Regions from separate parts of the Homo sapiens genome. Here region 2 is linked to region 1. Evidence: chromatin contacts called from ENCODE Hi-C or POLR2A ChIA-PET data. All regions are on one chromosome and are shown on one strand. The core of a region is the stretch at or near the end of the contact, and the rest is flanking DNA. Distances in the headings are between cores, read along the strand shown. Region 1 holds the start of MARCKSL1 (MARCKS like 1). Region 2 holds the start of EIF3I (eukaryotic translation initiation factor 3 subunit I).

What was found. Hi-C counts contacts between places; a loop is a spot of excess contacts on that map. ChIA-PET counts read pairs that join two places held with the same protein, here RNA polymerase II (POLR2A). Pooled maps may share reads with other maps.
Region 2: a loop to region 1 is called in a map of B cell, with 14 times the contacts of the local background. The contact joins the promoter of EIF3I here to the promoter of MARCKSL1 in region 1. A Hi-C loop is called at or near these places in 20 of 168 maps with a recorded cell type or tissue (A673, B cell, CD4-positive, alpha-beta memory T cell and 15 more), 13 of 37 single-sample maps with no recorded cell type and 16 of 50 pooled maps. POLR2A ChIA-PET finds 5 or more read pairs at or near these places in 38 of 52 experiments (A549, AG04449, AG04450 and 29 more).

What each region holds. Positions count from the first base shown.
Region 1 is chr1:32,334,317-32,337,629 of GRCh38, forward strand. MARCKSL1 (MARCKS like 1) reads right to left here and starts at 1,917. Exons shown (of 2, transcript NM_023009.7): 1 at 1,631-1,917; 2 at 1-781. The coding sequence starts at 1,717. The coding sequence ends at 281. LOC124903949 (a long non-coding RNA gene) reads left to right here and starts at 1,061. Exons shown (of 2, transcript XR_007065661.1): 1 at 1,061-1,188. RefSeq lists silencers at 739-1,178, 1,319-1,398, 1,529-1,678, 1,699-2,228, 3,162-3,290 and enhancers at 1,570-2,139, 2,409-2,498.
Region 2 is chr1:32,221,157-32,224,709 of GRCh38, forward strand. EIF3I (eukaryotic translation initiation factor 3 subunit I) reads left to right here and starts at 1,251. Exons shown (of 11, transcript NM_003757.4): 1 at 1,251-1,288; 2 at 1,382-1,474; 3 at 2,878-2,965; 4 at 3,254-3,319. The coding sequence starts at 1,286. TMEM234 (transmembrane protein 234) reads right to left here and starts at 1,197. Exons shown (of 5, transcript NM_019118.5): 1 at 1,151-1,197; 2 at 711-862; 3 at 1-41. The coding sequence starts at 1,166. RefSeq lists enhancers at 470-1,669, 946-1,579.

The sequences.
Region 1 (3,313 bases), core at 667-3,166:
CAGGGAAGGAGGTAGGGCCAGGGACAGGAGCATTTCACATCACTAACCTAACTTGGGAAGCTGTAAGGGACCATCTTCAACTGGCCTTAAGAGGAGAACCAGATGGCTGATGGGAGAATCCACAGGAGGGAGAGGAGGAAAGGGAACGTGGCTGGGAGGAGGCAATAGCCCCTTCCTTTCTGGGCACAGGAAGGCAGCCAGGGCACCAGGTCCAGGCAGTGACCTCACAAGGACAGCACAGTTTTTGCAGCTTAGAGATCACCCACCTGCCCCTACCTAGCTACTCATTCTGCTCAGCGCTGGCTGGTGTAGGGCCACTCTCCGGCCCCGAGGGAGTGGATGGCTCTGTAGCCTGGGGCCCTGCCTCTTCTTCTGAGGCTGCACTAGCCTCTGCCCCCTTGGCCTGGGGTTCCTGGCTCTCAGGGGTGGCTGCGGCCTTCCCTTCCTGAGCAGTGCCCTCGTCGCTGCAGGCACCGATCTCCCCCTGCTCCTGCTCTTCCTCTGTGGGTGAGGAGGCAGAAGAATCACCCCCACCCTCCTTCCGATTTCTCTTGAAGGACAGGCCGCTCAATTTGAAAGGCTTCTTGAAAGAGAATTTCTTCTTCTTCTTGGGGGTCTCCTTGGGGGGGACCTCCCCCTTGGCCTCAGCACCCTGGCTAGGGGGTGCTGGCTCGATGGCATCGCCAGTGGCCCCGGCTGCCTCATCTGTTCCGTTCACAGGGGGCGACTCCCCTTCACCCTTGGGGGATAAGTCTCCATTGCTTTTCACGTGGCCATTCTCCTGCAGGGCAGAGGGAATAGCAATGAGGGCAGGGGCTCCCCCTCCCCCAGCCCGCTTCTGATCCCTTCTAGAGGAAGGGGTCCTCGATTCGATTCTACTGCAACCCGAAAGTCTGGCTTCAGCCTCACCCACACCCAGGATCCCGTCAAACACCTCCCTCTCGCCCCTCACGGGCGCGCGGGGAGCGAGCGCGCAGAGGGCGCGACCGGCAGGAGGCGCTGGGGTCCCGTGGCCCCCACCCCCGTCCCCCGGGGCGCGCTCTCTATTCCGCGCGGAACCGCTCCGGATCTGCTGTGCGGATCCCGGGCAGGCGGGCGAGCCGCTCTAGGCGACATTGGGCGGGAAGCCGCCCCGGGGCGCTGTCTCTCTGCACCTGGACGGCCTATTTTCCCAGCCTCCCGCTTTGTGTAAGTGGCCCCCACCCACCCCAGGCTCTCCCGCATCTCGGCTCCCCCTTAAAAAAAAAAAGACCGTGGGCCACCGAGGTCGGGTCGGCGGGTGGAGTGCGCTCCCCGCCGGGCCCCAGCTCCGCGGCCCCTGGGCGCCCCCTTGGCGTGGCCCAGCAGCGCCTTTGTTCCCCGCGCGGCACTCGGGGCGGCCGGGGGGCAGCGCCGGGGACCGGGGCCGCGAACAAAGAAGGCGGCAGGGCCCGGCCGGCGCCCCCTCCCCGCCCCTCCCCTCGCTTCGCCCGCGGGGGCTGCGGCGCCGAGAACAAAGGGACCGGGCGGGGGAGGGGGCGCCGCGTGTCCCGGGCCGGACAAAGCGCGCGGCCCCGGCCCCGGCCCCGGGCCCTAGAAGGGGCGAGGTGCGAGAGGAGGGGCTGGGGCCGGCCGGGCCAAGCGTACCCACCTGGCCGTTGGCCTTCGCGGGGGAAGCGCCTGCTGCCTCCTCGGCGGTCACGTCGCCCCGGGGAGCCTTGGAGCTCTGGCTGCCCATGATGGGGGTCTGCTGGGGGGCGCTTGGAGCCGCCCCGGGCTCGCGCCGCAGGGGATAGTACGGCGGGGTCGGCCCGGCCGGCGGAGGGGTGGGGCTGGCGCCCGAGGGGGAGGGGTGCCGGGGGAAGCCGAGCTGCACCTCCGCTCCGCGGCCGACCCGCTAGCTGCGCCCGCCGCCGCTCCGCTCCGCGCCAGAATGCCGCCCGCCGCCCGCCGAGCTGCCTATATATAAGCGCCCGGAGCTCGGGGCGGGGCCGGACATTTAAATGCGCGCCCAATCGAGGGGCGGAGGCGGGGTTGGCTCGCAGGCCCCACTTGCGCAGCAGGCGACGCTGGCGGTCGGGTACCCCCCACCCCACCCGAATCCCAGGGGCAGGTAGAGTCCGGTGTGGGCAGGAGCGAGGCCAGTCCTCCCGCGAGCTGGGCGGGGCGGGGCGGGGGGCCTGGAGGAAGGAGACGGGCAGTCATTCCATCCTCTCCGCTCCACCTCTCCGGTGGGCGCCCCCGCAGCCTGGAGCGGCCCCCAACGCCTTGGTCCTGCAGCCGCTGGCAGTCTCCCGCTTGAACCCTTCGAAGGGCTCACACGACCAGGCTCGTCAGATGGCTGGTCCTGAATTATACTCTAGAAATGTGGTCATAGAAGCTGCAGGGCCCCTGCGCTGGGCTCGGCACCCGCTCCGGCCTGGAGAGCGGTCAGAGGTCCCACCCACGTCCCTGCCTGCCTGCCATGGCCAGCCGGGGAGCGGAGGGCTCTGCCTTGCCTCGGGGTCACTCTGGTCGGACTAGTGAGGCCTTTCCCTCATTCCTCCTTTCAGTCCCTTGGTGGCCAGTCATTCTGAGTGGGGACAGACAGATTCGCCTTGAGCCCCTCCTGCCCTCAGCCTGGACCCACTGCAAAGTCCCACGTGGGGGACTTTGTGACCTTGAAGGGCATCTCCATCCCCATTGAAAGGCCAAGGCTCAGAGGCATTGACAACCTGTCTGACTTGGCTCTGGTCCTTCCTCTTTACCTCCACACACAACTCTGCTCCCCTACATCAGGGTGCCCCAGGCCGGCAGAGGAACCCCAGCTGGGGACTCAACAAACCTCAAAACACCCCAGTTTCTGAAGGGGAGGGATAGGATGCTACCAAGGGTCCCTTCAAGGGACAGCCCCTTGAGGACAGCCCTCAAAGCTGCCCAGCCCAGCTTCCCACCCTGCCTGAGAGCAAGGGAGCCCGGAGGTGCTCCGGGCTGGAGACTCCCTAGCTTTGGTCCTCTGCCACCTCTCCTTCTGCTGGCCTGGATAGGCTGGTGGGAACCCCAGAATCCTGGCCGGCCCCGGATGTCTGTGTCCGGCTGCCAGCCCTCAGCCCCCAGGAGGAAAGGGATGGGGGCTGGAAGGAAGCAAAGTGTTGCAAATGCAAGGCTGTGTCCCAGCCAGCTCAGCAAGTCCCTCCCCTCCCTCCTACGGTGAAGCCTCCTGGGAGGCCTGAGGCTGTGAAGTGTGGAGACACCCCAGGGCCTGAGAAATTGGGAACTCCCCAGAGATCTGACCACAGAGGGGCGGGGAGGGCTGAGGTGGCTTCTGCATTCTGCACTCACTCCTGTATCCTCC
Region 2 (3,553 bases), core at 1-2,500, 110 kb before region 1:
AGAAGGGATCCACACTGGTTGAGGAGAAAGGGCATCAGGTACTGGAAAGAGGAGAAACCTGCAGTCAGTGTGATGGCCTGACTGAGCAGCACTGCCTTCTTTGAGCTCCTAGCGAATGTCTTTCCTTGGAGGGAGGCAGGGTTATAAGGACCCAGAGAACACTAATCCCTCTAAGGAGGATCCTTCCAGGGCAAAGAGGGAAACAGACTGAAGTCTGTGCCTTTGCTCAAACTACCCTCTCCCTCACCTCTGCTAGTTCCCATCCTGCAAGGCCTTGAAGCCAATGTCAGCCCCTCCAGGAAGCCTTCCCCAAGTCCTCCAGCTCCAGCCTTCCTCCTCTGAACTCCTCCCCTGCAGGGCCAATTTGAGCCCCAAGCCCTCCCTCTGGAAAGGCTCACAAATGTTGCCTTATGTAACTGAAGGAATCACAATAAAATGTGAATAATGGCAGCCATAGATTGAGCACTTACTATGTTCTAGGCCTAATGCTAAGTGCTCTACGTATCTCACCTAATTCCTGCAACTGACCTATCAGATGGTTATTATTATAATCGCCATTTACAGATGATGAAACTGAGGCTCAAGGACAACTGACTTTTCCGAGAATTTCTAGTGAGTAAGTGGTGGGGCTGACCCAGACCTGTTTGACTCCAAAGACCAAATTCTTGGCGGCAACTCCACCGAGAGAGGGGCCTTTCACAGAGACGCACCTCAGTATTCAAGAAGAGGGTCTTCATCTCCTGTAGCAACTGCTGGGCCCAGGTCGGCTCATGAACCCGCTGCAGGCCGGCGGAGGCCCGCTTCAGCAGCGGCTGCGTGCCACCCCACAGAGCGGCCACCAGCACCAGAGCCAACACCTGCCCTGAATGCAGACGAGTGAGTCACCCTGACCCCCACCCCAAACGGCCGCCCACCCCGCCCTCTCCTGGCCTTCTAGCCCCAGCTAGCCGCCCCCACTTCCCTCCTTCGCTCTCTTCGCCTCGGCTGCGACTGGCGGCTAAGGCAGGCCCAGGGAAGCTAGGGAGATGAATCCAGGAGTCCGGCCTCTGGGGTTGTAGCAGGGGTCGGGGTTAGAGGGTGGATGTGGAGCAGGAAATGAATTCGAGGCGAGGGTCGGGAAATCCATGGAAGGGCGGGGCCGGCTACCTACCCAGAGACGCCGCCATGGCAACGCCGCTGTCTTCTACTTCCGGGAACGAAGGGGCGGAGACCCATAATCCGGAAGTGACCTCGAAACCTTTTCCGGTCTTACTCACGTTGCGGCCTTCCTCGCGTCACAGCCGGGATGGTGAGTTTCAGAGTTAGGGGTATTGCAGTGGGGGTCCTGGGCTGAGGCTGGGGCCCAATTCCGAGCACTGACGTTACTGTCTTGTCCCCACAGAAGCCGATCCTACTGCAGGGCCATGAGCGGTCCATTACGCAGATTAAGTATAACCGCGAAGGAGACCTCCTCTTTACTGTGGCCAAGGACCCTGTGAGTGTTGGCTGGAGGGGGTCCGGGAGGGGCGGGATCCTTCTGCCAGGACGATGGGTGGACACGCCAGTTTTGCCGTTAGCGGGGAACCAAAGAGCAGCCCATTGTGAGAAGTAGGGAGAGGCCATGCCGGGGGTAGGTTGGCGAAAGTATTCTACCGGGAAAGGTGGGGAAGAACTCTATTGGCCGAGTGCGGTGGCTCACGCCTGTAATCCCAGCACTTTGAGAGGCCGAGGTGGGAGGGTCGCTTGAGCCCAGGAGTTGGAGACCAGCCTGAGCAACGTAGTAAGACCCATCTCTACACACAAAAAAATTAGCCTGACATGGTGGCCTCGCGCCTGTGGTCTCAGCTACTTCGGAGTCTGAAACGAGAGGATCGCTTGAGCGCGGTGAGCTGAGATCGTGCCACTGCACTCCAAGAAAAGCAAGAGACCACTGTGGAAAGGGGATAAAGATGAGGGTCAGCTTGCCCAGAGAACGGGATGCGACCTTTAGGGATAATCTAATCTTTCTACCAGGATAGGTGCAGGCTGTGTTATTCAGACACAGGGAACTTAATGAGGGTGTCTCTAGTCTCATTTTAAGTCAATCCCATCCTGCTACTCAATGCCAAACAATCCCTCATGATACTGCCTTTTGAGGCACCTGGCCATTTTATTTTATTTTTTCTTGAGACGGAGTCTCGCTCTGTCGCCTAGGCTGGAGTGCAGTGGCGCGATCTCGACTCACTGCAACCTCTGCCTCCCAGGTTCAAGCGATTCTCCTGCCTCAACCTCCCTAGTAGCTGGGACTACAGGCTCGTGCCACCATGCCCAGCTAATTTTTTGTATCTTTAGTAGAGATGGGGTTTCACCATGTTGGACAGGCTTGTCTTGAACTCCTGACCTCAGGTGATCCGCCTGCCTCGGCCTCCCAAAGTGCTAGGATTACAGGCATGAGTCACCACACCCGGCCTGGCCATTTTCAAGATGAGAAAACTGAAGTTCAGAGGAGAGAAGCACTGTATTTGAGATCATATAGTGAGACAGTGGCAGAGCAGGCACCAGAACCCAGACTTCCTTACTACCAGCTGCTCCCACTTGGATAAGACATCAGAGATACTGTTTTTCTGGACTGGAGCTCAACTTGGCCTTTTATTCTTTGGAGCCGTTGGGAGTCCCAGGAGAGCTGGAGCTAACAAATGAGGATGCCTTTACAAGCCGCCTGACTCCTCTGTTGCTTCCCTTCAGGAAGGGAGGAGAATCCAGGAGTTGGTCTTTTTACCAGCTCCCTGCTGTTTCCCAAGAAATAAACAGAAGAGGGCAGAATCAGCCTTGCTACAGGCTGCTGAGGGTTCCTGGGGCAAAATAGGAAGCCATTGCTCTTACTGGGATGTGTACTATCCTGTGGTTTGACTTTTCCAGATCGTCAATGTATGGTACTCTGTGAATGGTGAGAGGCTGGGCACCTACATGGGCCATACCGGAGCTGTGTGGTGTGTGGACGCTGACTGTATCCTTATTTTGGGTCTGAGTCCGTGTTGCTAGGGTCTGTCAGCGATGGAGAGGCTGAGTTGGGAGTTGGGAGTTGGGGGTGCTGTTGAGGGCCTAGAGAACGATACCTCCTACTCCCTGGTCTCTTCACTGACTGAGGAAACATTCAGGACAAATTCCAGTTCTGGATAAGGAGGTAAGAGGGGTAGAAAGGCTCTTTGGGGCTGAACAGGGAGATGATTCACTTGGCATCCCAAGAGGACAAGGGCTCGGGTGAACTTCGTCATATTTCTTAACAACTCTTCAGGGGACACCAAGCATGTCCTCACTGGCTCAGCTGACAACAGCTGTCGTCTCTGGGACTGTGAAACAGGTAAGCTGGGTTCATTCACCTTTTTAGCAAATATTGAGGACCTACAGTGTACCTGTTTGAGTAAACAGGTCCTAGGAAAATAGAGATGAAATCCATAGATAGTTTCCAGTCTAGGGAATAAGAGACAAGAAAGATAGATGAGAAAATACACGCCATGGTAGAGGAAGCATAGATTAAGTTTTCTTTTTTTTTTTTTTTTTCTTTTTCTTATTTTGGAGACAGAGTCTCACTGTC